2 separate regions of the Homo sapiens genome follow, and region 2 is linked to region 1. The links are chromatin loops, found by intact Hi-C in ENCODE. Cell type or tissue: mammary epithelial cell. All regions are shown on one strand. Links, peaks and the distances in the headings refer to the core of each region. The heading gives the core; the rest is flanking DNA.

Region 1 (16,376 bases), core at 5,009-13,008:
GTCTGCAGGGCTGGGTGGGGTGGGAAATTCACCACCTTCCCTTTCTCCCATCTCACTGTCAGATCTGATCTACTTCATGAGGTCTCACCTGGACGATAGCCAGAGACTGCAGGCTCAGCTCTCATTGCTTCTTATTCTAATTGCCTGAAATCCCGAGGAAATAACTCTTACCTTTTGGAAATGTATAATCTAGTGGGGACATACAAAACTCATATACACCCTTATGTGGAATGTTGACATTTTGCTTCATGATTAATTGTTCTGAAAGTCCTTTCCACTTACCCGTGTTTAGGTTTCCTGTCTGGATTTAGGCTCCATCACAAAATCTAAGGTTCAGCAAAAACGAGAGGCTCTCAGTGCTTCTGAGTGAGGACATGAAAAGGATCTGGGAATAAAAGCACTAGACCCTTACAGACTCATGAGCAGCAGCAGCTGGCAGCACTGGGCTGGGAAGACAGGAGCTGCTGGGGCCTCTGGCTGCTGGTTCAAAAGACAGTTTGGATCCATTCACTCCTCTCTGGAATGATCTAGATATGCTACCTATAAATATTTTAGACTGGTCCCCATTGTTGAGGGACTTACACAGCCTATGCTTCCAGGGCTGTAGCAGTTAAGGACACAGAATCCAGAGCCTGGCTGGGTTCAAAGGCCAGCTCTAATACTTAAAAAATGGGTGCTCTCGGCCGGGTGTAGTGGTTCATGCTTGTAATCCCAGCACTTTGAGGGTGCAAGATGAGAGGATCCCTTGAGGCCAGGAGTTCAAAACCAGCCTGGGCAACATAGCGAGACCACATTCCTACAAAAAACGTTTTAAAAATGTAGTGTAGTGGTGTGCACTTGTAGTCCCAGCTACCCAGGAGGCTATGGCAAGAGGATCCCTTGAGCCCAGGAGTTTGAAGCTACAGTGAGCCATGATTGCACCACTGCACTCCAGCCTGGGTTGTAGCAGGGCAAGCCGCAGACAACACCCCTCAGGCACCGAGTTAAAGAAAGAAGGGCTTTATTCGGCCAGGAGCTTTGGCAAGATTCACATCTCCAACAACCGAGCTCCCCGAGTGAGCAATTCCTGTCCCTTTTAAGGGCTCACAACTTTTAAGGGGGTCCGCGTGAGAGGGTCATGATTGATTGAGTAATCAGGGGGTACGTGACCGGGGGCTGCATGCACCGGTAATTAGAACGGAACAGAACAGGACAGGGATCTTCACAGTGCTTTTCTTATACAAATAACTGATTACGTCAGGGGTCGATCTTTAACTACCAGGCCCAGGGTATGGGGCCGGGCTGTCTGCTCGTGGATTTCATTTCTGCCTTTTAGTTTTTACTTCTTCTTTATTTGGAGGCAGAAATTGGGCATAAGACAATGTGAGGGATGGTCTCCTCCCTTAGGGTGACAGAGGGAGATCCTGTCTTAAAAAAAAATAAAAATAAAAGGGTGATCTCGGGGCCTGGTGCAGTGGCTCACGCCTGTAATCCCAACAGTTTGGGAGGCTGAGGTGGGAGAATCGCTTGAACTCAGGAGTTTGAGACTTAGCCTGGCCGACATGGTGAGACCCCATCTCTACAAAAATTTAAAAATTTTTCATTTCTAGTGAGTTTTCAGGTGATGTTGCTGCTGCTACTTCAAGGAGCACACATGGAGAACCACTGGCATATAGGAGAAAAACGCAGGCTTAGGATTTAGACACTGGGGCCATCCCTCAGTATCTGGTGACTTTGGGCATTTGACCTCTTTGAGCCTCAACTTCTTCACTTGTAGAATGGGACTACATCCCAGTTACTTGGGAGGCTGAGGCAGGAGAATTGCTTGAATCCAGGAGGTGGAGGTTGCAGTGAGCCAAGATCGTGCCAAAATATTTATATATATATATGTATATATATATATGAGACTAGTGTTGCTTCTCAACTTATGATAGAGCTACATTCTGATAAACCCATAGTAAGTTGAAAATATTGTAAGTCAAAATGCATTTAATACACTTAGCCTACTGAACTTCATAGTTTAGCCTAGCTTAACTTCAGCGTGCTCAGCCCACTTACACCAGCCTACTGCTGGGCAACATCATCTAACACAAAGCCTACTTTATAAGAGACTATTGAATATCTTGTGTAATTTATTGAATAATGTACTGAAAGTGAAAAAGAGAGTGGTTGTATGGCTACTCGAAGGACAGTTTGTAAAGTGTATCACTTACGATGGTGCGAAAGCTGGGGACCATCTGTATTAATACCTGCTTTGTGGAGTCATGCCTGACATACAGCAATATCATTATTTAATTATTACTGTTTAAATTTTAACAATTTTGTTAGCCCCTGAGGGATGAGTAGGATTGAAGTCAGCAGAGATCGGCTGGGAGGGCTTTGGGGAATGTCTCTGAGAACCTCACAGCTCAAGTGGGCATAGAGCAAAGAGCAAAAGGCCAGATGGGTCTGGAAGCCCCAGGACAAGGCGCTGATTGGGAAAGTGCTCTTGTTTAGGGTGGATATTGAGAGGGAGCAGATCGATTCTTTGGAAATTTCTGTGTGGTAGGTAAATCCACGATTAACTCTGAACCCCGAGATGACAACAGTCTTTTCTGAAAGCCACTGGCAAAACGGCCTCTTGCAGGGGAGGTGGAAAATGCTCCCTGAGAAAGAGCACGGAGGCCGGGGTGGCGGCTCGCGCCTGCAGCCCCGGCACTTTGGGAGACTGAAGCAGGAGGGTCGCTTGAGCCCCGAGGTTGAGGCTGCAGTGAGCTATGACGGGGCCACCACCCCGCAGCCTGGGCGACAGAGCAAGGGCCTGCCCCAAGAAAACAGTAATAACTAAAATAAATAAGCAAGCAAGCAGGCCCGAGTTCCGGTTTCAACGCACGTGCTTTCCTGTTCTTCCCTACACACTCTGCTTCCGTTTGTAATTTATGGCCCCCTTTTGTTGGAGAGAAACCCGTCCGTGTCCTCGATCACAAAGGGGTCAAAGCCCGGGTGTGCCCGCGCGGGCGGGTTGAGCTGGGGCCTCGCCGCGCCGTTTCCTGGCGCCCCCTGGTGGACAACGGCGGCGCCGCAGGCCTTCCGGGGAGGCCTCGCCCCACGTGGCCTCTCGGTGCTGCAGCTTTAGGCCCCAGTTTGCAGCTCGGGGCAAGGGCTGGAACTCTCAGTGAGACTGTGCCCAGGGCTCAGAGGCGGTTTCTGGACCAGTTACGTATTATTGCTGGAATAACACGCAAAAGAAACCCCACCCCGACGTGGATTAGAGACTGTTGATTTTTAAGGGCGAGATCACTGCTCTTGGCTGCAGTCAGGAGCCTGCATGCGGCCTGCCCCAGACAGAAGGCCTCAGGGGTCTGGGCTTTTACAGCTTTTGGCCTGAAGACCAGCTGCAGCTTCCAGCCCCAGTCATTCATTCCCTGAGGCTCCCTCAGGACTGCTGAGAAAAGGCAGGATCTAGGGGAAAAAGGGCTCTCCCTGCAGTGGGGGTGTTTAAGAGCAAAGATTCACTCCCCAAACTCCTCTCCCCCACCCAGAAGCCACTGTGCCTGAAGCCCCACCCTTAAAGAGCCTTACTTTTGCCTTTTTTGAAAAAGCTGTCTCATAAAAATTCAATGCGATCATCATTCATTGTGTACCTCATGTGGGCAAGGTGCTGAGCTAGGCTCCATGGAGACTCAGGCCTGTGGAAGATGGGGTCCGTGTGCTAAAGTGGGCAGCAGAAGGAGCCGTCTCAGGAGGACTCAACAACGCCCAAGGCCAGCACAGGCCAGGGAGCAGGCGACCTTCTTTCAAACAGGGCCTTGGTGGAGTGCATTTGGGGACAGGGTCTAGAAAGGAGGGGAGGCTCTCCCTGGGGGGAGCATGGTGAAGAAAGAAAGGCCTGTAGTCCTGGAGCAGAGCAGGAGCAGCTGGGAAGGGTGGGGTGTGTTCAGGGAACAGTGAGTAATCTGGTGTGGCCCTGCACGTCTGAGCATCACAGAGCCTGGCACAGGGCACAGGGTTCGCTCTTCAGGGGTGGGAGGAGGAGCTGGGGACCAGGCTAGAGAGGTGGGTGGGGGCCCCAGGAGAGAGGACTACGCTTGAGTAACAATGACCCTGGAGACCCAATGCAGGTGGGCTTGTGTGAGTGTTTCCCTTCCTGCAGGCGGCTCGAAGGCGAGAGCCAGCAGGAGCGAGGAGAGAGGCTGCCCAATGGGTACAGGAGGCATTTCAAACACCATGGAAGTTGTTAGGACCATAAATGGTGCCTACTTCAAAACTGGGGCTGGGACGGGCCCTGAGTCACAACACAGTATTTGAAATGCCTCTAGGCCCACACGTGGGAGTATAATCCTCTGTGGGATAGATTTCCCTCTCATCTCATATTTGTTTAATACTTCACAGCTTTCAAAGCACATTCACCCACATGATCCTATTGATCTTTCTAACAGCACTTTGTGCTAGACAGGGCAGATATTATTCCCACTTCAGAGGAGGACCAGCTAGGGTCTGGGTGAGATGAAGTCATAAATTCACTTTTGTTTTAACATGTTTATCTTAACCACTGGCCTTCTGGGGGTATGTCTTGGTCTGTTTTGTGTTGCTATAACAGAATAACTGAGACTGGGTGATTTATAAACAATAGAAGTGTATTTGGCTCATGGTTCTGGAGACTGGCAAGTCCAAGAACATTGCACTGGCATCTGGTGAGGGCCTTCATGCCACATCCTTCCCTGGTAGAAGGTGGCAGGGCCAGAGAGCTTGCAAGCCCAAGAGAGAGGAAGGGAGCCAAGCTCACCTTTTTTTTTTTTTTAATCCTGAGATAACCTGACCCACTGCCATGATAATGGCATAAATGAGGGCAGAGCCCTCGTGACCCAATTGCCTCTTAAAGTTCCCACTTCTCAACACTATTACAGCAGGGATTAAGTTTCCAACCCATAAACTTTAGGGGGCACATTCAGACCATAGCAGAGTGCATATTTGCTTTTGTTACAAATTTATTATTGTTATTATTATTATTTTTTTTGAGATGGAGTCTCGCTCTGTCACCCTGGCTGGAGTACAGTGGCACAATATCAGCTCACTGCAACCTCCCTCCACGCCTGGCCTATTTATTTATTTATTTTAGAGACAGAGTTTTGCTCTTGTTGCCCAGGCTGGAGTGCAGTGGCACCATCTCGGCTCACTGCAACCTCTGCCTTCCCAGGTTCAAGCGATTCTCCTGCCTCAGCTTCCCAAGTTGCTGGGATTATAAGCATGCACCACCACACCCTGCTAATTTTGTATTTTTAGTAGAGACGGGGTTTCATCATGTTGGCCAGGCTGGTCTCGAACTCTTGACCTCATGATCCGCCTCCCAAACTGCTGGGATTACAGGCATGAGCCACCTTGCCCGGCCAAATTTATTTTTTAAGATAGTTCATTCACATGTTTCAAAATTCAAAAGGTACAGATAAAATTCCTTCTCTCAACCCTATTCTTCCAGTCACCCAGGTCCCTTCTTACCAGTTTGAACCCAAGCCTTTTGCCTTTGGGTCTTTGGGTCTAGTGCCCCTTCTGAGGCAGCAGTGCAGGGGCTCAGGGACACAGCCCCACTGCAGATTCAGGAAAGCCTCAGACAAGTTTCACTCAGGTAGAGGTTATGCCTCCTCTTAGTAAGTGTGCATGTGTACCCTATGGGACTAGTCTTCTTTCATCTTAGGCTGCATATGTTTTTGTTTTTTATCTGTTTTTTTGTTTGTTTGTTTTTTGTTTTTCTGTTTTTTTTGTTTTAGATGGACTCTTGCTCTGTTGCCCAGGCTGGAGTGCAGTGGTGCAATCTTGTCCCACTGCAACCTCCGCCTCTGAGGTTCAAGCAATTCTCCTGTCTCAGCCTCCTAAATAGCTGGGATGGCAATAGGCATGCGGCACCACACCCAGCCAGACTGCACGTGTTTATCTTTCAATCTTAAACTCCTTGGAGTAGGGAGTATGTCTTCCACTTCTTGGGCACAGTAGAGTAAGGGTGAAAATTACAGGCTCTGGGCCTGGTGTGGTGGCTCACGCCTATAATCCCAGTACTTTGGGAGGCTGAGGCAGGTGAATCACCTGAGGTCATGAGTTCGAGATGAGCCTGGGCAACATGGTGAAACCCCGTCTCTACTAAAAATAAGAAAAATTAGCTGGGTGTGGTGGCGGGCGCCTGTAGTCCCAGCTACTCGGGAGGCTGAGGCAGGAGAATGGCGTGAACCCGGGAGGCGGAGCTTGCAGTGAGCTGAGATTGCGCCACTGCACTCCAGCCTAGGCGACAGAGCGAGACTCTGTCTCAAAAAAAAAAAAAAAAAAAATTAGCTGGGTGTGGTGGCACACACCTGTAATCCCAGCTACTCGGGAGGCTGAGGCAGGAGAATTGCTTGAACCCTGGAGTGGGAGGTTGCAGTGAGCTGAGATTGTGCCACTGCACTCCAGCCTGGGCAACAAAAGTGAAACTCCATCTCAAAAAAAAAAAAAAAAAAAAAAATTACAGGCTCTGGCACATAGAGGATTGGGATTAAAAACTCTGTGCTGTGTGATCTTGGGCAAGTTACTTAGTCTCTCTGAGCCTCCATTTTCTCAACTGTGATGATGATGCCCTCATCTACTTCGCAGAACTGTTGTGAGGACTACATAAGGTGACTCATGTCCTGTGTTTAACCCTGTGCCAGCCACAAGGTATGTCCTCTGTAAGTGGGAACCACCATCGTTCCAGTGTGCTGAGAGCCCACTGTGTGTGCACACAGTGTGACAGGCCCAGGCACCCTTCCCAAGTGAATTCTGACAAGAGGACTGATACCGAATTAAAAGCTCACCTAAGCCCCTTCCTTTGAACGAATCACTCTTCCCAGGCTGGGACCCACCCTTTCCCTTTGTGAGAAATCAGCTTTCCAAAAGCCTAGGTCGCCACTGTCCCCTTCTCAAGGGAGGCCTGGCTTTCCCGGGCAGTCGGTCATTTTGAGGCCACCAGCAGGGTGACAGGCCCCTGTTCCTCTGGGCCTGCTAGTGTGTAGCCCTGACTGTGCGCTGGCACACAGGAAGCTCCCACGTGGGTGTTCTCAGGGCTGGCAGGAACGACTCATGGGAAGGTCACCCATGCCCTGCAGCGGCCTCTCAGCGATGTCCTCAGCCCCCGGGATTCTCCGCTCAGAGCCGGCTTTCCCATCCCTAGATTACTCCGTGCTAGGAAGGACCCAAGGAAGCCTGTGTTCCAGTCCCTTCGACCTCGCAGATGATAAGAAAAGGCGTCCAGTGCTCCCGGCCCGGATTGCTCACTCATTAAAGCAGGGCTGGAATGTGGTCAAGGTGCCTTTGGTGATGCCCTCTGGGCTGCTACAACTCCCCTCACCATGCCTATACTTCCCTTGGGACACACACTGCCTGCCACAGGCCCCAGGGCCTAAACACACTGATCTGCGGGCTCCATGGCTTTTTGGTAGGGCAGTTACTTACCACTCTGGGGTTTACCCAACCTCCATGGCCCTCTGGGAGAACAGCCCTGTAATCTTGTTTCCAAGAAAGAGCAGAATGATCTGTTGGAGCTTATGGTCCCCACTGACCATAAAGTCGATAAACAATGAAAAACATGTTTACTTTTCTGTTAAAAAAGGCATTCCTTTCCTATCCAACCTAAGTCCTGTAAATAAACAAAAATATAGGCCAACAAGGATTAAGGGATAAAGGGCTGTCTGGCAGAACAATGAAGCAATCCTTGACTTCAAGGGATGGAATCGCACCAGCCTTAGGAGCTGGGACTTGGCAAGAGGCCTAGGTGACAGGGAAGTCTGAGCTGGAACGAGAGAGGAGGGCGCGGAAGAGGGAGGGTAATGACTGTGCCGGGCAGGCCCAGGAATGGGGCAAACCGCTGGGTCTGTGGTGTCCCCCACCCCCCTGCCTCATCCCATGCCAATCACCAAACCCACGTCTGCCAGGCAGGCCCAGGAATGGGGCAAACCGCTGGGTCTCTGGTGTCCCCCACCCCCCTGCCTCATCCCATGCCAATCATCAAACCCACGTCCTCTTGTTGCCCAGATGCCCAAGGGCGTCCAGATCAAACTCTGGATCTACTCCCACCTTCCCTGCACTGGCCGCGCTCCAGCTTCATGCCGCCCCAAACTCCCCGTCTGTCCAGGTGTCATTGGTTGGCCAGATTTTGATGGGCAGCCTTTCCCACAGGCAACCGCGCCTTGAACAGGGACTCTGGGAGCCCAAAGCTATGAGTCTTGGGTCAGTGTCCTGCCGCCCTTGAGTGGCAGGGGAGGGGCAAGTGGGGCGGGGCAGAATGAGACCTGAGGAAGATACCGAGAGCCAGCCTCATTGAGAGAGGGATCTCAGCCTGGGAAAATGGGAACCGCTTGGATTCTGTCCTTCCTTCTGTGAAGGAGCAAAGTGTCGTTCTGCTGTCCATGGCCTCTGCCCTCCAGAGATGGGATTTTCCTCCAGTTTTATAGATGTGGAAACTCAGCACCAAAGTTCCAAGCCCAGAGGCAGAGCTGGGCCCAGCAACCAGCAGTCCTAGCCCACCGGTCCCCTGCTCCTCGAGGATCAGCAGAAAAGGGGCGGGGAGTGGGCAGAGCCCTGTGCGCTTGTGGCGGGTGGAGGCCGCCAGCCCACCCGGACCAGCTCTGCAGGGAGGGCGCAGAGGCCAGGGCCAGGGCCAGGGGAGGGCGGCAAGCGAGAGCCAGCGGCGAAGAGTCCGGCGAAACGGGAATGACTCATGCTGGGTGGCTCTGCTCCCCAGTCCAGCCCACATTCCCGGGTCTCTGTTCCCGACCCGCCTGGGCCTGGCCTTAAAGGGCCAGCTCCTCTGAGCGGGAGCGGGGGCCACCCTGCTGCGCTCCCCACTCCTCTGTCACCCTGACCCCTGTGGAGTTGCTCCCAGTCCCTGGGCTGTGGGCGAAAAGGATGACCCCCTGCAGGATTTAGGACTTTATCTGATCCTCTCCTCCCGCTAGAAGGGAGGGCCCTCAGGTCATTCCATCCATCCCTCTGCCGCAGAGCAGGGCTGCACCTAAACTGGCCCACGAGGATTAGAAAAGCCCGGTCCCTGCTTTTAAAGATGCTGCAATGAGAGGACCCCTTTCCAGGCACCTTCGCCAGGGCCTCACTGCCGGCCCTTCTGCCCGCCGTCCCCTCGGCTGCAGGTTGTGCTGGAGGCCCCTCCCTTCTGGGTCCCCCCACCCCACGCTGGCTCCATTTCAGCTTCGGTTGATTCTCGAACTCTGGCTTGACGCACGCGTTTGGTGGGTTTTAGTTCGGCCCATCCAGACTTGCGGGCGAGGCTCCCGTCCTGGGCCTCGGAGGGGTCCAGGTTTCCCATTAATCCCGTCCTGCGCGTGGGTTCCTCGGGGTGGAAACGCCCCCCGGCAGCCGCGGCGCCCAAGTCACGTCTCTGGACCGCGCGCGCCACCGTGTGGACACTCTGGAGCAGGCGGGGACACCCTGATCCCGCCCAGCACCCGCAGTGAAAGGCAGGCCCGAGTCGGCCCCGCATTTAGCGAGGAAAGGATGAGGCGCACCCCCTAAGCACACTGCGAGCCTCACGTCCTCTGTGAAGCAATGGCTCTCAGATTAATGTAACAACAAAAGCCAACCAGCTCTGTTAAAACTTACAAATGGCAATACCTTCCATAGAGGTTGGGAAGACCTCCGTGCTGCCCGTGTACTCACCCCTGCCACCCCCTGCCACCCCTTCCCCCACTATTTGGTCAGTGCTCAACACATGCCACTAGAGGTTTGGGTTTAAGGTTTTGTCCACTGTTAACGATACATTTGGGGGGAAGGGGGTCTGTCTCCCTCTGAGCTAGACCAGGAAGGAGGAGAAAGGGCAAAGCTTGCTGCTACTGCACAAACTGGAGGATGGGGAAGAGACAGGAGGGGTGGCACAGCCATGGGGCAGGGAGGCCAGGGGGCACAGTTGAACCTGGGCAGAGACACTTTGAATTTGGGTGCAGGGGGTGAGACTCTCTTGCCTAATGAGTGCTCTTGGAGACCGAGGACAAACCTTCACCAAATGGGCTAAGACCACAGGTTGCAGCCTTGGGGCTGACGGCGACCATGGGCCTTTGTGAAGTGTTGGCCCTGGGATCCCTGGCCCTAACCAACCATGCCAGCTGGCCCTAGACAAGCCAGCCTTGCTTGAACTGGATTTCCAAAGGCCCTGAACGCCGTGTGTGGCCTCCCAAGTCCATGCAGGTCCTCATTTACCCTCCATCCCTACCTCCTCCAACCTCACTGGCTGCCCCCAGCACCAGCTGAAACCCCGGCCCCAGCAAAATCAAACACGAAGGAAGATGGGAGAGATAGTGAGCACTCCATTCCTTTCGTGCCTATGGCCTTTTTTCTTATTTCTGTGGGCCCTGGGCCCCAGCCTGATTTTGGTGGCTGTCAAAAGGAGTTTGCCAGGGCCTGTTGTGAGCAGCCTGTGGCCCAGTGCTTACCCGGGGGGCGGGGGGGGGGGGGTGTCCTCACAGCCCCAAGCACCGCCTGGCATGTACAGTCAATCTATTGAATGAATGCTACCCGCTGGTCTCCATTCTACTCTCCCAGAGAAAGTGTTTAAATTGCTCCACTGGCCAAAGTGCACACTCCTGATTACCCTCTGTGAGTCCTGCCCCGTCCAGAAGTTGAGGACACTCGGAATCTCAATAATGAACAACCCAGGTGCAGGGAACTGCCCCGTGTAGAAAGCTGATGGCCTGGAGTGTGGTCAGAGTGAAAGAGCCACTCCTATATGTTTGATCCTCCAATGACTGGTCCACAGAGTCAGAGAGGGGCAGCCTGCGGGGCACAGGCTGCCAGGGTGGATTCCATCAGAGCAGGTGCTGTTAGCACCCATGACCACCCTGTGCCTCTTGAATGTGTCTGTGTGTGTGCACCCTCCTGGCAAACAGAGCAAAGGGCCAGGAGCTTGGAAAGGAAGTGAGAAGAGCAGGGTGGAGACGTGGGGCTGAGTTTTGAAGGCAAACGTTAGGAGAAGGACTGGGGAAGAGAGGCTCCCTTCTGTTGGCCTAGGAGAGGATTGGTCCAATCTGTAGCCAGGCATGTGGATTAGAGCTGGATCTCCAAAGACGAGTGCCCAAGACCATATTTTAGGATAAGAAAATTAAACTTCTATTTATATTGAATTTTATGTAATCCTTTCAAATGTTTCTACTTTTGCATATTTTACTATATATATAATTAGTCCAATAAAAATATGTATAGTTGATAATGGAAGAATGTACATATATTGAGGATGCATGGCCAAAACAGTTTTTAATGCTGAGATTACACTATCAAGAAAGTCTGGAGACTACTGCATTTCAGAGTTTTGTTTTTGTTTTTGTTTTGAGACAAGAGTCTTACTCTGCCACCCAGGCTAGAGTGCAATGGTGCGATCTCTGCTCACTGCAACCTCTGCCTCCTGGTTCAAGTGATTCTCCTGCCTCAGCCTCCTGAGTAGCTGGGATTACAGGCGTGTGACACCATACCCAGCTGATTTTTTTGTATTTTTAGTAGAGACGGGATTTTGCCATGTTGGCCAGGCTAGTCTCAAACTCCTGACCTCAAATGATCCCCCTGCCTTGGCCTCTCAAAGTGCTGGAGTTACGGGCATGAGCCACTGCACCCAGCCTCATTTCGGGGTATCCTAAGGGCTCATAGAATCCAAAGGTTCTGATAGATAGGTAAATCAGTTAGCCTATGTGTAAATCAACTGTCCTCTGTGTAAATCCCTGAGGTACAGAGAAGTGAAGTGACTTGCTGGGGCTGCACGAAGTACAAGGAACATTCCAGACCCTCTGAGACCTGCCTATCCAATCATCCACGCATCCATCCATCCACCCACCAATCTCTCCATCCATCCATCCATCCCTTCATCCATGAAGCTTTATTTTATACTTCAAAACAAAATCAAATGTAAATTATGCTTCAATAAATCCTAGCCAAAAAAATTAAAAACAAATTACGAGTGTTTAACTGGTATGCATCACTGTGCATATATAGGCACGCATCCATCTATCCATCCATCTGTCCCCACGCAGCAGGTATCTGTCCTGTCGTGGTGATCTGCTGGGTCATCTTCCCTACCTCCAGGCCATAGCATCCTTCAATCCATCCGTCTCTCCCCACTCTGCAGGTATCTGTCCTGTCATGGTGATCTGCTGGGTCATCTTCCCTACCTCCAGGCCGTAGCATCCTTCAGAGTCCTCCATTCCTTCCTGTCTCACCTTGCTCCACTTCAGTTCCTTTTCACCCTGATCCTAAATCAATACTATAACTTTTAAATGACTCTCCCTGCTTCTAGCCCTTCCTGGCCCAGTCTGTTCCAAGCACCACTGCTAAATCAATCTTCCAAGTACTCTTGAGTGACTGCAGATTGCCCTTGGTCATGGCGCCCAGTCTGAAATTCTTGGCCCAACCCAGAGGCCCACAGCATATGCCCTGTATTGTGATTCTGTCTTTTGGAGTTAGTGGCTTCTGGAGAAGCTTTAGTAAATTATGCTTCAATAAATCCTAGCCAAAAGTAATAATTAAAATGATGTGAGTGTTTAACTAGTATGCATTACTGTGTGTATACACTCATGCATGCATGCATGTGTATGCTGAGAGCCTGTGTCTGACAGCGTGTGTGCCTGAGCAGGGCGGCAGCTCCAGTGCTCCTGAGGGTTGGAAATCCAGCCGATGATCAGCTGCTGAGCTGTGCACCCTGCCTTGGGGGCCACAGCATTATGCGAGAGGAGGTGCCTTTCTCTATTTCACCCAAGCCTCCAAGCTCTTTTTATTGTCTTCTCAGGTGCTTTCCTCTCAGAGGAAAAGAACACAGCCCAAAGCTGAGGCCTGGCCCAGGTAAAATAGTGAATAGGGTGAGGAAGGTGCATTTTACCAGCAGCAGAGAACCCTCCCGGCTTTCTCCAGCCAGATGTGTGAAGGTGTGAGGGAAGGGGTGACTCTCCAGGAAGTATCAACTGCAACAGAATGTCATTTCAGAGTGCAGAGGTCCTTATGGGTTTTCTCGTCCAACCCTTCATTTTATCAGGCCATGAAACTAAGGGTGTCATTTGCCCTGAGCTTCCCATCTGGATTGGAAAGAGCTTTAAAACCTCTCTCCTCTCTCCCACCTCTCAACTGCTTCCCTTCCAGAGCTCCCCTTGGTAAGTCTGTGCTTTCTCCCCTACAGCCTGGAAGCTCCGACCCCAGGAGCCAGCCCATCAACCTGAACCATTACGCCACCAAGAAGAGCGTGGCGGAGAGCATGCTGGACGTGGCCCTGTTCATGTCCAACGCCATGCGGCTGAAGGCGGTGCTGGAGCAGGGACCATCCTCTCACTACTACACCACCCTGGTCACCCTCATCAGCCTCTCTCTGCTCCTGCAGGTGGTCATCGGTGTCCTGCTCGTGGTCATTGGTGAGGAGCCCAGCCTGCAGTCAGACCTTCTGCCTCGGCACCCGTGGCTGGCAGAAAGGCCCCACGTGTCCCCTGGGCCACCCTGCATTGGCACAGGCAGCTTTGCAACCACACGCTGACCTGCAGTGAGCCCTCCGCTAACAGAGGCCCAAAGACCAACTTCCACCCCGCGAGGGCAGGCGCCCTGTCCTGTCTCCTGGTATCCCATGGAGCAGACCCTCCGCAGTACCTGCTGAATGACTGCGCCAGCACCTCGCTAACTGCTAACTCACTCACTCGCTCACCGCTTCTCCATGAGCACTCGTCCCCACGCTTACAGGACCCAGCTTAAGTTCCCAAATCCTGGTGGGATGAAGCACACTAGGGTGCCCCATTGTACTGGTTGGCGAGGGCAGAGGCATCTCAGCCCGATGACGACCACCTCCCTTGATTTCTGCCACATGGGTTTCTGAAGGGCCCCTCTCTCCAAACTCTGGTGGGTGTTGTGGGGGCAGCTCCGTGCTGTGGCCCCGTCTCTGACCCTTTCCCCCCACTCCACTTCCCTGCAGCACGGCTGAACCTGAATGAGGTAGAAAAGCAGTGGCGACTCAACCAGCTCAACAACGCAGCCACCATCTTGGTCTTCTTCACTGTGGTCATCAATGTTTTCATTACAGCCTTCGGGGCACATAAAACAGGGTTCCTGGCTGCCAGGGCCTCAAGGAATCCTCTCTGAATGCAGCCTGGGACCCAGGTGAGGGAGGATGGAGGAACCCCAGCTCCAGGGACTCCCCAGGTGGCCCTTCTCTCTCCTCTGGGGCTTTGGGGCAAGAAACAGATCCCTTGCCAAACAAAGGGGGAAGGCCTGTAGCTCCGAGAGCAAGGAGAGGATCTGCAAGAGCCTGGCCTCAGCGAGGCTTGCACAAAGCCCCACTGCTGTGTTAATGGCTCTCTGCTCTCAGGCTCAGGTTTTCCCACGGTCTGGGACAGGGTGGAGGCGATGCCATTAGTGGTTGACTCTGCCCCTCCGGCAAGAGGAAAGGTGGAGATGGGGAATTTCTCCCTGCCATTGTCTAGCAGCTCTTGCTACTGACTGTGGTCCATGGGTCAGCAGCATCCACAAACCACCCAGGAACTTGCTGGAAATGCAGAATCTCAGGCTCTGCTCGAGCACGTGCTACAGGCACGTGCATGAGTAACGTGGCCAGGTGCATCCTGGGCATGCTGAAGGTTGAGGGGCATTGATCTGGCCTGCCATCCTCATTGCCTCTTCTCTGCTTCCTCAACAGGTTCTGGGCCTGGAACTTCTGCCTCCTTCCTCCGTGATCTGCCAGGCTCGTGGGCACTTTCCACAGCCCAGGAGAGCTTCTGAAAGGACAGTATAGCTGCCCTTGCTCCCTACCCACAGCACCTGAGTTAAAAAGTGATTTTTATGTTATTGGTCTAAGGGACTTCCATCTTGGTCTGAAGTCCTGAGCTCAGACGCAGGTACTGCCAGCCATACCTTCCTGGTAGCATCTGCTGGACCTAAGTAAGGCATGTCTGTCTAAGGCCAAGTCTGCCCGGCTTAAGGATGCTGGTTCTGACTCTACCCCACTGCTTCCTTCTGCTCCAGGCCTCAATTTTCCCTTCTTGTAAAATGGAATCTATATCTATAAAGGTTTCTTCAAATCCACTCTTGAGTCCACTTACTTGTCTAGTCCTGCAGGCTCAGGCATCCAGGCTGGTCTCCATCTGTGCCTTGGAGAGGGCTCAAGAGAGCAAACCCCAGACCTGGAGGGTGGGAAGGCTTTTAAATTACTTCCTCCTCTGTGGGTTCTGCTCGGAGCCAATGTTCCTGGCCCAGATGTCTTGCGCTTATCGTCATCTGCCCCATGAACTGTAGATTAGTCCATTGCAGGTGGATGCACATATGCACAATCTTCTCCACGAACCTGCTGTAAGCTATTCTGGCTTTCAGTCTCAGCTTCCCTTAGGCATGTGTTTAAGGACTGCAAACTCATTTTGATCTTTGCCTGGGCCAAATATAACGAGGAAGGTAAATCTGTAAAGCATTAGCAAAGCATTGCCAACTCAGAAACAGAAATGATTTTTAGAAGGTCTGCCAGTTTAGAAGCAGCCACTCGTTGGCTTCTCTCCACTGCTCACCAAACCGTTCTGGCCCTATATCTAGCCTTCTCCACCCAGCGTATCCATAGCTTTCCTCGGCTAAAACCACCAACCTCCATTAATCTGCTGAACAGAAAATGCCTAGTCTATTACACGGTGAGCTGCTCAGACAGGAACAATGTTGTCTTCTTCCTGAGTAAACCGCAGTGCAGAGAAGGCCATCTCACACACAGCAGGCATCACACTTGTGGTAAGGGTGGAGGGTGGTGTGGGAGGGTCCTTGGCACGCCCACCTGGGCCCCTCAGCCCAATCCTTTACATCCGTGAAGAGCAACAGGAAAAGACAAGCACCTTTTTTTTTTTCTAAGAAGTTGCTGTATTTAATGCTTCCCCTCCCACCATCCCACACCCTCTCCTACCCAAGACATTTCTCTAGGGAGTAGGGGCCTTGCCCGGCCCTTCCTCTTAAGGCAGATGGTGTGGAGGTAACATCAAACGCAAGGCACTGGCCCAGGGCGCAGGGGTGTGGGCAGGGCAGGAGGCTGGGCTGGCTCCTAGTCATTGGAAGTGAAGCAGGTGGGCAGTTTGGGCTGGTTCCAGCCTTCCAGTGCAATGCCCGAGGACGAGAGTGGTCCCAGAAAGAAACTGGCAGCCCCACTGGCCAACTGCAGCCCTAGCCTATGCCCCACCATCCTTCTCCAGGGGCCAGTCGGCCTCAGCAGGGACCAGAAAAAGCCACAGCCCAGGGAGCAGGTATGGCCTTCCTAAGCCACAATCTCAAAAGTCTCTGTCCTTCATGATTCCTTAAAGGGAGGCAGGGATTCTCCCCGACCCCCCAGAAGGTTCTCCACGGGCTCCATTCTCCCATGTGCCAAACTCGTGCTCTCGGGGAATGCAGAGCCCACTAGGCAGACCCTGCAGCTCCAGTGCCGTGGTTTG
Region 2 (16,376 bases), core at 3,239-11,238, 550 kb before region 1:
TGCTGGGATTACAGGCGTGGGCTGCCGCGCCCGGCCCGCTTTATGTATTTAAATGCCATGCTGTTAGGTGCATCGATCGGCACGGTTATATTTTCTTGATCTACTGTTTCTTTTATCAGCATATAACATTGCTCTGTGTGCCTTAAAAGATAATTTAATCAATATTAAAATAAATCATATTTGGGAAGGCCTATTTTCCTGATATAACTTTTATTTTTAAATTTTTTTCTATCTCTGTATTTTTAACTTTGCTGTTACTTTTTGTCTGTTTAACTCTTGTTGACAGTATCTTTCTGTATCTTTTTAGCCCAACTGAGATTTATATTTTCATTTTGATCTAAGTACTTATTTGTATTTATTGACTTTCCCATGATTTGTACTTATCTCAGCCTTCTTTTTCATGGTGTCCACATGCTATCACATTTCTTTCTCTCCCCTCCCCATTCTTCTCTATTCTCCACTGGGTAAACTGGGTTTTACTCTGACGGTTTGAAACTTATACATTCCATTTTGATTTTTCTAGCGTATTAAGAGCCATACTTATGCTTGTATTTTCTTAAGCTTATCATTATCTTCTTAAGTAACTGTATTTTCTTAAGCTTATCATTATCTTCTTAAGTAACTTAATGTAACTTCTTAAGCTTATCAGTATCTACATCTTCCCACAAACAAGACATTACCCCATCACCACCGTAAGCAGTGCCATCTCACCAGCTGGAGCTGGGGGAGTGGTTGTGGCAGGAAGCAAGCCTCCCAGATCAGAACGCCTCTGGCATGATCATCTGTACCGCTGCTAGAACAAATGCTCTGCCCCAGGTATAGAGAGGATGCTGAAAGGGGAAGGAGCACTCCAAAGCCAGTCTACCTTCACAAGCAGACTTGAATATCATACCAGTGTCACCCTGCAGCACCCACCCCCAACCCCTACCCCATAACTCAACAACCCACATACAACAGTGAGAGAAACACACTCATCTGAAAAAGATTCTAAGCCCTATCTCTTTTCATAGCACCCAGTCCTCTTTTACTCTGAGCAGCTGTTTCAGAGATTTAGATAGATATATACAGATATATCAATAGGCAGAGATAGAGATAGAGATAGAGATAGAGATAGAGATAGAGACACAGATAGAGATAGAGATAGAGACACAGATAGAGATAGAGATAGAGATAGAGACACAGATAGAGATAGAGATAGAGACACAGATAGAGATAGAGATAGAGATAGAGACACAGATAGAGATAGAGATAGAGATAGAGATAGAGATAGAGACACAGATAGAGATAGAGATAGAGATAGAGATAGAGACACAGATAGAGATAGAGATAGAGATAGAGACACAGATAGAGATAGAGATAGAGATAGAGATAGAGACACAGATAGAGATAGAGATAGAGATAGAGACACAGATAGAGATAGAGATAGAGATAGAGATAGAGACACAGATAGAGATAGAGATAGAGATAGAGACACAGATAGAGATAGAGATAGAGATAGAGATAGAGACACAGATAGAGATAGAGATAGAGATAGAGATAGAGACACAGATAGAGATAGAGATAGAGATAGAGATAGAGACACAGATAGAGATAGAGATAGAGATAGAGATAGAGATAGAGACACAGATAGAGATAGAGATAGAGATAGAGATAGAGACACAGATAGAGATAGAGATATAGAGATAGAGATAGAGATAGATAGATAGAGATAGAGATAGATAGAGATAGAGATAGAGATAGATAGAGATAGAGATAGAGATAGAGATAGAGACACAGATAGAGATAGAGATAGAGATAGAGATAGAGATAGATAGAGACACAGATAGAGATAGAGATAGAGATAGAGATAGAGATAGAGATAGAGACACAGATAGAGATAGAGATAGAGATAGAGATAGAGATAGAGATAGATAGAGATAGAGACACAGATAGAGATAGAGATAGAGATAGAGATAGAGATAGAGATAGATAGAGATAGAGATAGATAGAGATAGAGATAGAGATAGATAGAGATAGAGATAGAGATAGAGATAGAGACACAGATAGAGATAGAGATAGAGATAGAGATAGATAGAGATAGAGATAGAGATAGAGATAGAGATAGAGATCATCAGCCTTTGTTTCATTTGCCACTGTATCCCCAGTGCTCAGAAGGGTTCTCAGCAGGTACTCCCAAAACCGTGTTGAATGAAGAGATCAATCAATACATCTTTCTCTTCTTTCACAATCTCGTCACAAAAGATGCCTATCTCTTTCTGAGGCTATGTAATTCCATCAACCTAAATCCTTTTCTCCTCTCTACCAACATGAATTGTTTCTTCTTCTCCCCATCTTTCTTTGTGGCTAGTCCTCAACCTACCAATCAAACAAGAGTCATGGTCGTCTATGCACATCATAATTAGCGAAGTCAGAAATGATGAATTCCAGTCCCAAAACTAATACCAAGTAGTTGTATAGGCCTTCAGCATGTCACTATATTCTCTCTGCACAGGGAGGAATTGCAGCGTTATGATCAAGAACGCAAGTTTGCGGGTTTGAATCGATCGGGCACTAGGTCATGTAACCTCAGTCTCTCTAAGTTTTAACTCCCCATCTGTAAAATGTTACAACAATTCTTATTTCTTAGAAGGTTACTCTAAGAATTAACTGGGAAAATGAAAGTATACAAACCCTCCATGGTACAAGACTCAGGTTAGATATTATCATACATATTCTTTAAATTACGGAAAGACTGGATGATCTCTAAAAATGCCCTCTAGTTCTAAGAATGTATTACTAACTCTTAGTATGCTGAAGAAGTCAGAACTGGGCTGGGACTGCAAGCAGAGGGTGCACGTCAAACAACAGCATCCTAGCTCTAGTGCCTAGTGCCAAAACATCCTAGAGCAAGGGCAGGTCCTCACCTTGTGCTAGATGCTGATCTCCTGAGCACCTCCGAAAAAAAGAACCACTTCCTCTTACTATTACTAAGATATAGATTATATTCCTTACCTATAATAAACAGAATTCCAAAACACAATTTCCTGGAGAAGGGGAAAAACCTGTACTACTTTGAAGCAGTAAGGTGTACATTATTTTGGCTTATTGATACAATCAGCTCTGCTCTGCACATTGAGAATTCATCCTGAAAATACATTTAATGGTAGGTCCCTAGTATAGCATCACAATTTTGGAACAAGAAAAGAACTTTAATTCTTGAGAATACTGTAAATGATATATCAAAAGTCCCAGTGTTACTAGTGAGAGTAGCCTCAAGTGCCAGTCAAAAGTGGTATGCTAATAAGCAGTTCACAAAATTCTCAATTATAAAAGCAAAACAACAATAATTATCTTGTCTAACCCATGCCATTACTATGAAGAGCAAATAAAACAATAAAGATCAAATCAAATCAAAGTGCTATAAACTGTAAGGTGTTTCGAAATTTTTTAACCCACTGAATTTAAATTTCCCTCCATGGCTGGACACAGTGGCTCCTGCCTATAATTCTTGTGCTTTGGGGGCTGAGGCAGGAGGACTGCTTGAAGCCAGGAGTTCAAGAACATCCTGGGCAACATAGTGAGACCCTGTCTCTACAAAAAATACAAATTAAAAAATCAGCCAGGAGAGGTGGCCTGCATCTGTAGTCCTAGCTACTCAAGATGCTGAAGTGGGAGGATCACCTGAGCCCAGAAGTTCAAGGTTACAGTGAGCTATGATCAAGGCACTGCACTACAGCCTGAATGACAAAGTGAAACCTTGTCGCAAAAAAAAAATAATAAATTAATAAAAAAATGTCCCTCCATATTCAGATGAGAACAGAATTAAACACCTAGTCATAAAAACCTTAGGAAGTTGTTATTATCATTATCCTCATTTTATAGATGAGGAAATGGAGGCTTAAAGAAGTAAAGTAACTCCTGAATGGATGCGGTGGCTCACACCTGTAATCCCAGCACTTTGGGTGGCTGAGGAGGACAGATCACCTGAGGTCGGGAGTTCGAGACCAGCCTGACCAACAGGGAGAAACCCCATCTCTACTAAAAATACAGAATTAGCCAGGTGTGGTGGCACATGCCTATAATCCCAGCTACTCGGGAGGCTGTGGCAGGAGAATCGCTTGAACCCAGGAGGCGAGGTTGTGGTGAGCCAAGATTGTGCTATTGCACTCCAGCCTGGGCAACAAGAGCAAAACTCCATCTCACACACACACACACACACACACACACACACACACACACACACACACACACACACACAAAGAAGAAGTAAAGTAACTCCTCTAAGGTCACACAACTAGTAAAGGTAGAGGGCTGGTTTTCAAGCCTATGTCTGACACCAAAGACCATGCTTTTAACCACTATATTACTAAATCCAGACCACCTCTGTGAAAGTCATCAGATTAAAAGAGATGGTTACAAAACGGGAGCGATTCCATATATACTGTACCTTGTATAACACCAGAGGGCCTTAGTCCATGTACCCTGAATAGGGAAAAAAAAAACAAAAAAAACAAAACAAAACAAAAAACAAACAGATCTTTTCACATGTAACTGTTTTCCTTAAAGGATTTTTAAAATTTTTTAAACTCCAGGCTAGGCACAGTGGCTCACGCCTGTAATCCGAGCACTTTGGGAGGCAGAGGCAGGAGGATTGCTTGAGCTCAGGAGTCCCAGACCAGCCTAGGCAACACAGTGAGACTCTGTCTCTGCAAAAAGTTTTAAAAATTAGCCAGGTGTGGTGGCACATGCCTATAAGTCTTGGCTACTCAGGAGGCTGAGGCAGGAGAAGCGTTTGATCCCAGGAGTTCCAGGCTGCAATGAGCTATTAATATAATCATGCCACTGCACTCCAGCTTGGGTGACAGAGTAAGATTCTATCTCTAAAAATAAAAATGAAAGAAAAACTCCATGCTCCATGTTCTTTTTTCATATATACTTAATTTAGTAATCCGAGTGTTAGATCGAAGTCTGGGATAGCTGCAGAAAAGATGAAATCAACTAAGAGCAAATTATAGAAACACATGAAAACTTTCAAAGAGCTGGTATAAACTGCCTTTTACTGGGCTCTAACACTGGCAAGTTACATTGGAAAAGGTGACTCTTGTCAAGTGCCACCAGAGTAATTTTTTAAGCAATGCTAATAAATAGACATATTACATTCTTAAAATCATCCCAAATTCCAAAGAAAGTTAGCTTTCATTCTTTTATCTTTTATGATGAGATGGTTCTATTTGCGCAGTGGCCCTAGTAACTTACAGAAATAATCACTGAGACTCAGCTACTCCTGCAATGGCTAAAAACTAAAAACCATTCATGAATGACAATAAATACAATCTATTCTCTATGGTACAAGAAACCAATCACAAGCCCATCTGGGTGAGACCTGGCTAATAAGAATATTATTTGAGGGGGGTACAAAGAGAAGCATGGATTGCCAAGGGGGAAAAGTCATTTATTAGACTGTGACAAGCTTTTAAATGTTTGCATTATCATTAACCAACTGCTTGGTTCTCTGGTTTGTACACCTGCCACCTCCATCCAAAGCTATTACAGTAGCAAACTTGGAAGTGCGGCTGACCTCTAGAACACTGGCACCCTCTTCTGACCCTTTTGCTGTATTGCATGCACTCAAGCTACTGAAGTGAAAAACGATTAATAAAGCTATTACATTTTAAAATAACTTAAAGAGTGTAATTGGATTGTTTGTAACTCAAAGGATACACGATTGAGGGGATGGATACCGCCATTCTCCATAATTTATTTTCACATTGTATGCCTGTATTAAATATCTCACATACCCCATAAATATATATACCTACTATGCACCCACAAAAAATTTTTAAAATAAAGCTATAAATGAATAACTTTGCAGGTAACATTATCTAGATGATTTCATATTTATAATTCCCTGAATAAACCTAAGTTTAGCTTAATAAAAGTAAGAAAATGCAGATCATCTAAATACTATGTTCTCTTAACATCTCAACAGTATATGCATTAGTTGATTTTATTAGAAGAATTATAAAATGATAACAATGACGAATGTACAAAGACTTTACTATGTGCCAGACACTGGCAGTAAATAAACGAGTTTAATTCTAACAACAAACTTATGAGTTAAGCACTACTATTCTCTTCACCTTACAGACGTGAAAAGTGAAGTGTAAGGAAGTTGAATACGTTCCCAGGATCACGCGACTCATAGTAAGTGGTAAAGATGGAAGTCCAAACTCAGTAAACATGACTCTAGAGCCAAAGCCTTAGCCACTACTGCATCTCATGATTTTATACCCAAATATCTCTGTGAGGTAGAATGGAGCTGACATCATAACAAAATGAAACATAACTAAAATAGAAAAAGTGTAAGTTATAAGAAAAATGACAAACATGTCAGCTAAAATCTCCCATTTTTAACAAAGCCCCAAATTGTACAGATAAAAATATTACATGAAACAGTTTAGGTTCCTTCTTCATTCTTCCTTATTGGAAGATTCTTGTCTTCTAAGACTATGAGGTTTTTATTCTTTCTTTTCCTCCTCATTCCTTTTTTCCACCAAATTATGTTCTTATTTTTCTTTAAAGAAAAAAAGCTAATCTACATCATATGCTTTATGTTTCTTCTATAAAGCAAAACTACTTATCTATTCTTAAATTATCTATTTCACTGCAACCTTTAAAAAATATTTATATTAAGACAGTAAATCCACATGGTATCATCAACTCTTTCTCTTCGATCATTGAAAGTAAGATAGATAAGAATCGATCTGGGATTATTTAGCAAATACACTAAATATCTATCTGAAGTCATATACCTATCTGAAGATGGTGGATACCTAACTGAAGTCATAGCCAATAGTCTAGATCATCTTCCAAGATTTTGAAAAACACTGCCCGGGCATGGTGGCTCATGCCTGTAATCCCAGCACTTTGGGAGGCAGAGGCGGGCGGATCAAGAGGTCAGGAGTTCGAGACCAGCCTGGCCAATATGGTGAAACCCCATCTCCACTAAAAATACAAAAATTAGCCAGGCTTGGTGGCATGCGCCTATAATCCCAGCTACTCAGGAGGCTGAGGCAGGAGAATCACCTGAATCCAGGAGGCGGAGGTAGTGGTGAGCCAAGATCACGCCAAGCCAAGATCACACCACTGCACTCCAGCCTGGGCAACAGAGCGAGAGGCCATCTCAAAAAAAAAAAAAAAATTCTAAAAACACTAACTTTATTTTCAAACAGGATATGAAGACACATTGTCTAATAATCTGTGGTTTAAAATTAGACTATCTAGAACTTTAACAGATTCCAGTTTCCTATATACAGTTATTCATAATATCACAACTTAAAGACACTTAAATGTACTCCAAACACAGTGTAACCAAGCTCATTGTCATTCATGACTAGAAAATTCACCAGGGGTTGAACTGAAGCTTCTAAATCAATGATTTCTCTTTTACAATTATCCTTTTATTTTTAATACTGTCAGAGTATACTTTGAAGTACAGACTTGGCAAAAGTTTAAAGAATTAAAAACATAAACTGCACCTGTTTTAACTTGTTAGATCTAAGAACAACTGAAATAAGATGGTTACATTTTAGCACAGTGACTGATCACGCTGCTGAAGAATTAATCATAACATTACTCATATTTCCCAATTCTAAACATAACAAAAACAGCACAGGTAACGCTTATGAAAAGGTGCCAAGAAACCAACTCCCCACAAATCCCAGAATTGTTTCTACCTCAGTCTGCAGGATGGCAGCCCTCTGCTCCTTAGCAGTCAAGGACTCCTTCAACACTTCAATGTGCTGTTTACTATCTGAGAACTGGTTTGTGAGTGTTTCTAGCTTTGTCTGCAGGGCGAGTAGTTCTGTGTCCTTTCTGGACAGCTCCTGTTTCACCTGGCCAATCTAGAAAAGAAGTAAAACACTTTAAGGAAAAAAGAAATAAAACAAACACCTCTTATCTGTATCTTTCACAGATCTGAGTCACAAAATATGAAACTAAATGCAGCACGAACTGTGTGATAGGTCATATTCATCTTTTTGCATGACATAACCTTGGATCTCCCCAACCCTGAGCCAAAAAAAACCACTAAACTTATTCAACCAATAGGGAAATGTCCAGTTTTCATTTATTGTGTCTTCTAAATATTCTTTGAAACCTCTTAGAAAGGGAATGGAGGGAAAGGAAATTCCAATTCAATTAGATGACTATGAGACAGCAGTAAGCAACTGAACACCACTGTACTGATGAAATGGTTTTCATTTTTCTAGGTGAGACCTCTTCAGAACATGATGGATCAAATGCAGGATGAGTGCAGATATAACAAAAAAGGTTTTAGAAACCTCCTAGTACTATTTAAAATTCAAAATCTGCTGCTGTTGTGCTAATTTTTCACTGTTATCTTTTTCATTCTCAAAAGTTTGCATAAAATTCTTATCTTAAAAAGCCACTTTTAATGTTATACATAACATGGTTTTGTAAAATCCTATAATTTGATGTTATGTGTATTGATTAATTTCTCTCTTAACATTGAAAGTATTTTCTTTCTAACACCTTCTTTACATTCCTGTTTTCTAAGAATTTTAAAAATAGTTTTTTACCCTAAATGGAAGCCATGTAAACAGAAATTACATCTCCTTTTAAATTATGTCTACCACCTAACAAGGAACTAAAAAAGATACTAATTATTGGAAGTATACATTTGACAAGTCAGTAATTTCGGTGTCACTGATGAAACAAAAAGTTATCTTTTCATTTTCAAAAACTTGAATGTATCTAAAGTATTGTAATTGTAATAATCTTAGGTATAAGGGATAAAGCTTTTGAGAACAATTTCCCATGAAGAAATAAATTTCACATTAATTAAAATTAGACCTTTGAGGAACACCAAAAATAAATTTCCAATTTAGCCTTCTGTTTCAAAAAAGATTAAGTATTTTTCTCATATGCATAAAATCTCTTTTTAGAGATATAGTTATTCATTCATTCAACAAATATTTCTGTATGCTTATTGTATACAAAGTACCTGAGGATACTAAAAACATCAGTGGAAGATAATTTTAAACGGTGGCTATATTCATCCTGCAAAATAGTATGTACCCAAGAGTTAGCACACACTGTAACAACGTGGAGTCTTTTATGATATCCCTTCACCAATAAAAACAACCCATTAACACTATTCCATTCCCTAACACACTGATTGTAACAAAAACACATTTGTTGTATGAATGAATATTTTGGGGGATGTTCAAAGTGTTACCATTTTCTCAGCTAAAGAACTATGACTAAGATTATTCAAATTTCCAGCTACCTCCAATCACGTGGTCAAAAATAAATATAAAAATCTGTTTCGTCATCATCTGCATTATTAAGTAAGCTTCAAATAATGCTATATTGACCTTAAAGACTAAGAAAGAAAAGAAAATATTTTAAATGAAAAGCAGGGTTTAGGCCGGGTGCAGTGGCTCACGCCTGTAATCATTGCACTTTGGAAGGCCGAGGCGGGTGGATCACAAGGTCAGGAGATCAAGACCATCCTGGCCAACATAGTGAAACCCATCTCTACTAAAAATACAAAAATCAGCTGGGCATGGTGGCGCATGCCTGTAATCCCAGCTACTCAGGAGGCTGAGGCAGGAGAATCGCTTGAACCAGGGAGTCAGAGGTTGCAGTGAGCCGAGATCTCGCCACTGCACTCCAGCCTGGCGACAGAGAAAGACTCTGTCTCAAAAAAATAAAGAAAAAGAAAAAAAGAAAAGAAAAGCAGAGTTTAGAAGCACAAATTTTCCTTAAAGACTGAGAAGGGAAGACATTATAAAGGGGAAGCAAATATAATACAAAGCTTAGGAGCACAAGGCTTTGCAGACATTCACCTATCAGAACTAAGCTAGCTATGTGTCCCTGAATAATTACTTTCCTAATCAGTTTCCTAATTAGTAATAAGGAGAAATTATACGAATGCCACTGTACTGTTTATGGATTCAGTAAAATAAAGCGTGAAATGTGCTTAGCCTGTTGTCTGACTCAATGCAGAAATTACTAATAGTAGCTATTTTAAAAAGGAAGTTATTGATCAACCTTCCCTCTAGCCAATATATGGTTTCCATAAACCAAATTAGACCCTTTCCACCAAAATATTTCCCTTTTTAATATATACTATAAAGTGGACCATAAATAGCAAATCTACAAAAGTAGCCCAAGTTTGGTTTTTTAAATGCTGTATTTTTTTATTCCAGTCTTAGCCACAATTATTTTCAGAAGCAGTTTTTGCTGACACTTTGACAAATGTGTGCACAGCCTAGTATAGGTCAGTAAAGAACTTGTAAGCAGTATGTGGAAGAAGACTGCCTGTATAAAACCAAATCCTGCCTCTTACTAGCTGTGTTTTCCTAGGCACCATTCTGTTACCTCAGTTTCCTCGTCTATAATTTGGAGTTGATAATATGTCTAACTCAGCACGTTATAAAATGTTTACAGTAAGTGTGCAAGTGTTAGCTACTTTATTATTCAGCCATCCCTCGGTATCCATGGGTCCATGGGGGACTGGTTCCAAGACACACCTTGGATACCAAAATTAATGAAGGCTGAAGTCCCTGATATAAAATGATGTAGAATTTGCATATAACCTATGCACATCCTCCAGTATAGTTTAAATCATCTCTAGATTACTTGTAATACGTAATACAATGTAAATATTTACAATGTAAATAGTTGTCATACTGTATTGCTTAGGGAATAATGACATGGGAAAAAAGCCTGTACATGTTCAGCACAGACACAACATCCATTTTTTTACCCTGAAAATAAAAAACAGTTGGTTAAACACACAGATGCAAATCCACAGATATGGAGGGCCAACTGTATTTATTTTATTATTATGTTCTGAATTGAAATTTTAAGTTCATTAGAATATTGAACTAGATTTAGATACCTGAAATAAGTCTCTTAGTAATTTCAATTTACTAGATAAATACTTTCTATACATCTGTCCTAAAGAAAGTAACATTTGTGGCAAAATCACTCACTGGAGACTTAAAGATAATGTCTACATAAGGTAAAGCACTTTGCTCAAGAGTTTCAAATTCAAATAAACTCTAGGTGATAGGCCTAGAACAACTGCATATATTCTTGTACCTAGGAAGAAAAGAAGGCCGCCATTCATATAAACCAACAATAAAGGGTTGAGAAAGAAACAGGCTTTGAAATACCATCCACAGAGTGACAAAAGCAACAATAAAGTACCAGGTACAAGGCTTCCAGAACACGTGAAGGCTCACTGCACACAAAGTGACATGTGGGTCAAACTAGTGAACAGGAGTCAGTTAAAGAGCAGAGCAGGCTGGTTAGTGCTAGTAATGGGCAAAGCTGCCAACCATAGAGAATGAAAGGGTAAGCCACCCAGAAGCCATAGAGCTAGCAGGGTCCCACTGTGGGACCACTGCACACAAAGAGGTAAATCTTACGGCAAAGACCTCAGCCTGAAGACCAGCCGCTTTCTTTTTCAGCTCCTCCCATTGAGCCTCTTTCGAACTTAGTTCCTCCTTCAGTTGTTCTACCTGTCACGACATTATTATTCTTTTTCACTTATGTGTCAACTTAGGTCTTCTTCTTGTCTACTTTTGAGGCAGAATGGTAACTAGAAATAACAATAACTTATATAATACAATCAAATCTGTTCCCCTCATTCCCTCTTCAAAGAGCCATAGGTAGTTTCTAAGTTCACAGGTTTTTTCCCCCCACAGTGGACTGGAATGTGCTAATCAACAAATGAAAAACATAAACACAGAGATCATACGGCACTATGTCTTGTTCTCAAATCAGGGTGAAAAATCCAAACTAATAGAAAGTTGGTTATGTGAGGCCAGGCGCAGCAGCTCACACCTATGATTATATCCCAGCACCGTGGGAGGCCAAGGCAGGAGGATCACTTGAGGTCAGGAGTTCGAGACCTGCCTGGCCATCATAGTGAAACCCGTCTCTACTAAAACTACAAAAATTAACTGGGCATGGTGGTGGGCGCCTGTAATCCCAGCTACTCAGCAGACTGAAGCTTGAACCCTGGAGACGGAGGCTGCAGTGAACCGAGATCACGCCACTGCACTCCAGCCTGGTCGACAAAGCATACCTCCGACTCAAAAAAAAAGAAAAAGAAAAAAAAAAAAAGTTGGGTATGTGAGTTTTTAATTTCTAAAACTGAAATGAAAGTAGTAGAAATAATTAATAATAGAGTCTGGAGGTAGCAGAGGAATATTCTGTAGACTTATATGCCAGGTATGGGCACCATGGCAAGAAGCCAGAAACTGGAGGGGAAGTGATGTTATCATTCCTTCACACTACTGGGATGTTGCGGGTTTCATTTCTAAGAACCTGGAGAATACAACTGGGAAATAAAGGGGGAAAACACTTATTTTCTGGCTTAAACTTTATAATTACAATCATAATGTTTAATGAAACCACAACAAAACTGGTAAATTGATAATTGTGATAAACTAAATCCTCCAACTTGCCTAAATAGTTTACAGAATCAAACTAAATGACTTTGGATACAAGGAAGGAACATTGTGACTGATGATAAACACAGACTGATAGGTCTTGGTGGTATCAATCTTTGTCATATTACGCCTGAAGTGCACATGGGAAGCAATAAACCTGACAGCAAGTGGATCTTCCCCACAGGATAGGGCAAAGAAAGGGCTTTCCGTTACAGAACTGTATTTGGAGGGGAAACGTAACTTCATTTCACCCATTTCATTAAAAAGCCTCTTAGGGCTGGGCACGGTGGCTCACGTCTGTAATCCCAGCACTTTGGGAGATTGAAGTGGGTGGATCACCTGAGGTCAGGAGTTCAAGACCAGCCAGGCCAACAAGGTGAAACCCCATCTCTACAAAAAATACAAAAAATTAGCCAGGTGTGGTGGTACGCACCTGTAATCCCAGCTACTTGGGAGGCTGAGGCAGGAAAATCACTTGAACATGGAGGCAGAGGCTGCAGTGAGCTGAGATCACACCACTGCACTCCAGCCTGGGTGACAAGAGCGAAACTCCATCTCAAGCCTCTTAGGGTTTTGACTTTTTAAATAATTCACAAGAGGTAAAGAACCTGATGTTTCATATAGTGAGAAAAACTCATCTGGAAGTTTTTCGGAAGTACTAATAGATATGAAAACTTAAACCATGACAATACATATGTAGCCTCATACAGAGAATTGTCTTTATAAGTAAAAACTTGTAGTAACTATCTATGTCAGTAATTCTGACTTTAATTCTGGAGAAGTTTCATTTGAAAGAACTATGCTAAAAGTATTCTTCCCTGAAACCTGATAAAAGAGTGTAAAATACGGCTTTATCATCACTAGAGAAGTAAAAAATATGCATCAATTTTTCAAACTCCTTTTAAGAATCAAAAGTCTCACATGCCATTACCTTATTTTTCATAAATTTAGAATGGCTCCGATACACTTCCATTTGCTTCATTTCTTCTTCCCTTTCCTCAGTACTCAAAGCACCATTCGATTTCAGCATCTGAATTTCCTCTTCCAGGTCTCGAAGCCCACGCTCCATAGAGGAAATTTTTGAATCCTGAAGACAATGGAAGATTTAGTGATTGAAGTATTCACAAAAACCCAGAAAAGCTGAATAACATGATATTTAAAGAAGTTACATTTAATAAAGATAGACAAATATACAGAAAAAATGCTGTCTGGCAATTGGTGCCTTGCTTCCTTTTTTTGAGACAGAGTCTGTCGCCCAGGCTCTAGTGCAGTGACGCAATCTTAGCTCACTGCAACCTCTGCCTCTGGGTTCAAGCAGTTCTCCTGCCTCAGCCTCCCAAGTAGCTGGGATTACAAGTGTACGCTACCATGCCCAGCTAATTTTTGTATTTTTAGTAGAGACAGGGTTTTGCCATGTTGGCCAGGCTGGTCTCGAACTCCTGACCTCACGTGATACACCTGTCTTGGCCTCCAAAAGTGGTGGGCTTATGGGCGTGAGCCACCATGCCCAGCCAGTGCCTTCCTTCTAAAATACGTCCTTTACAGCCATTTGAGTGGGAGGAGAAGCACTCATATCCACAGTATGATTTTTCTTCTATGGCTGCCTCCAGCTCTGCACCCTTTAAATTAAAGTTGAAAATAATTACTAAATTACTGAAGAAGTAAATGCAATGAAAAACTGGTTAAAATTTCTTTGCATCAGAAATTACAAATTTCTGGTGAAAAAAATTTCCAATATTAATAGTAAAGCCTTTTCTAGTTCTAGTATTTTATCATTTTACTTGGTGACCCCTAAAAAACATATTATGCCCCAAAGGAGGGGAAAAAAGTAAGAGGGTTTCAAAGATTTATACAGTAACGTGTACAGCTATATGTGCAATAATAAAAATTACATAACATCCCACTGCAGAAAAATGGGGGAATAATTAAGTTATTTATCATGTTAGCAATCCTTATTGTCTGTACTTCATACATTTAAAATAATTCTTAATTTTTAAAAATCACTGTCCTTATAAACCATCATCTCTACCACAAATATCACCTTCCAACAGAACATTATTTCATATTCGATCTCTTGATTTTGTTTGTCGCAGTACCTAGTTTCTCCCCAGGCTACTTTACATGTCATGAATTACAGAAAGACTCCTACATGGAATGAATAGTTTTATGTATCTGTAGCTGCAGGTGCTTACTCACCAAAGAAATAGAGACCTTAAAGAGCATAAATTAAGTATAGCTTAGCTTTATTTCACTTGGAGTTTTAGATAAACCATTCCTTTGGAAGCTATTTTGAAATTAACTCCTTTTCTACTTTACCTCAATAATTTCTTGATTAAGTCTCCTTTATTCTCAGAGCATAAAGATGAGAGAGATTAAGGCTTTATATCGAGAAAACTACACCTAGCTATTTTCAGGTTCAAGGGAGGGGAGGAGAGGATGTATTCCTCTGTCTTGCTCATCACGTGACCTTTAAAAATATCACAATGAAAACTGTCTTTTATAAATTCATTCAAATTAAACTTAAAATGTACCTGTTCAAAATCCATTGTACTGAATTAATACAATCAGAGTCATTCTATACCTAAACCAGGATTTTTATTTACTCATGTGGAATGACTGACCCATAAAAAGTACTACTTCAATTGCACTACCTGAAAATTCACTTTTAAGATTGCTATAAAATTTCTCTGGAAATATCAGAACACAGCACCTTAAAAAAGACTAAAATACTAGGCATAAGCATATGACTAGCCTACAAATGAAAGAAAGTGAAAGTTAAAGGTAAGTTCTCCTCTGTCATCAGCCTGAGTGGTAATGAAACTGGACCAGCTGAAAGAGGGAAGTGTATCTCCAGCAGCACTGGGGCTCCACTCAAGACAATTTAGTCCCAGGTAAGAACTCCAACTCTGTACATCACATGGCAGCCGGAACCTGTACAGAGCCTCTAGAAAGTCTCTACAAGGCCCTTAAAAATATAATCTAACTTCTCCCCTACCCTAAACACAGACAAAGGCAGCTTTTGACAAATTAGCACCCTCACTACCAAATCATGAGCCATAAAACCTTCTTCCCAAAAAGGGATCATGACTCCAGCTCTGAAAACCAGGAGGCAGGTACTGACTGACCAGAAGAAGAACCTACCAAGGAAATCAGGCCAGAAAATTAAGGCCTGATACTCTCAACTAGTTCTAGCACCAACCCAACGGGTACCAATGCTGGGTTTAAGGAAAGTCATTCCAACCAGGTTTCTTATTCCTAGAATGTGTAATATTTAAATAAAAAAATTCCTTTTCACTTTACTACTCTGTACTTCCCCAGCCCCAGCCCTTCCATCATTAACCAACCAATCCCACTGGACTTACTGAAATCCTCTGCTCTTTGTCAAATTCCCCAAATTCTCAACCTTTTTCCCATGAACTCTCTCCAGTGAAGGTCAATAACACCCCAACACCACAAAGGAGCAGGGGAAAGGGTTGACATTCTCCCAGTTCTTCAAGGCTGTTTCCCTTTATGGAAAGCTCATACTCCTTTTCACCCTACCCTCCCCATTGCTGCCATCCAGGGACTTCTCCATCACTCCTGCCCATTTTTGGAAGTCTTTGGCACCTGGCTTACAATATCCCCTTCAATCACCACTCTTGCCATAATCCGAGGATTGCAATGTCAGAATTCTTTGACGCCCTTAATTGCAATGATCTCATCCTCCAGTCCATTTGGGTGATCCAGTTTATAGGACTGATGGATCCTATCATCATCCAGAACTCTCTTCCCCTGGCCTGTCATACCCTCACTCTGATTATTTCCTGTTCAACCTCACAGAGAATTCCACTTTCCTAACTTTTACATTTTCTCCCAACCTGTCAGTCCACCTGAATTTTACTCTTTCCAGATCCAGGGTACAGTCCA

What was found. A loop is a pair of places that touch in the nucleus more often than their neighbours do. Peaks named below come from ENCODE experiments on the same cell type or tissue, not always from the same donor. Only the 100,000 strongest peaks of a DNase experiment are listed, where the experiment ranks them.
Region 2: a loop joins it to region 1, with 19 times the contacts of the local background. A loop is called at or near these places in 6 of 110 quality-filtered maps.

Annotation. Positions count from the first base shown.
Region 1 is chr12:562,923-579,298 of GRCh38, reverse strand. It overlaps NINJ2 (ninjurin 2), which reads left to right. Exons shown (of 4, transcript NM_016533.6): 2 at 13,121-13,349; 3 at 13,898-14,082; 4 at 14,618-15,003. The coding sequence ends at 14,064. B4GALNT3 (beta-1,4-N-acetyl-galactosaminyltransferase 3) reads right to left here. Exons shown (of 20, transcript NM_173593.4): 20 at 15,790-16,376. Among named protein-coding and RNA genes, the nearest start is that of NINJ2-AS1, 60 kb to the left of the region's middle. RefSeq lists a silencer at 2,905-3,174 and enhancers at 2,703-3,204, 6,538-7,166, 12,883-13,382, 13,383-13,884, 16,049-16,376. In mammary epithelial cell, for the core only: a CTCF peak has its summit at 9,371 (motif pointing left); DNase peaks (open chromatin) are centred at 7,748, 8,188, 8,698 and 9,348; H3K4me3 peaks cover 1,896 bases; H3K27ac peaks cover 2,839 bases.
Region 2 is chr12:1,107,373-1,123,748 of GRCh38, reverse strand. It overlaps ERC1 (ELKS/RAB6-interacting/CAST family member 1), which reads right to left. Exons shown (of 19, transcript NM_178040.4): 5 at 13,402-13,557; 6 at 11,451-11,534; 7 at 7,716-7,883. LOC124902857 (a long non-coding RNA gene) reads left to right here. Exons shown (of 3, transcript XR_007063157.1): 2 at 6,127-6,183; 3 at 8,250-8,335. Among named protein-coding and RNA genes, the nearest start is that of ERC1, 120 kb to the right of the region's middle. RefSeq lists an enhancer at 7,150-8,349. In mammary epithelial cell, for the core only: a CTCF peak has its summit at 5,578 (motif pointing left); DNase peaks (open chromatin) are centred at 5,568, 7,648 and 8,068; H3K4me3 peaks cover 144 bases; H3K27ac peaks cover 3,298 bases.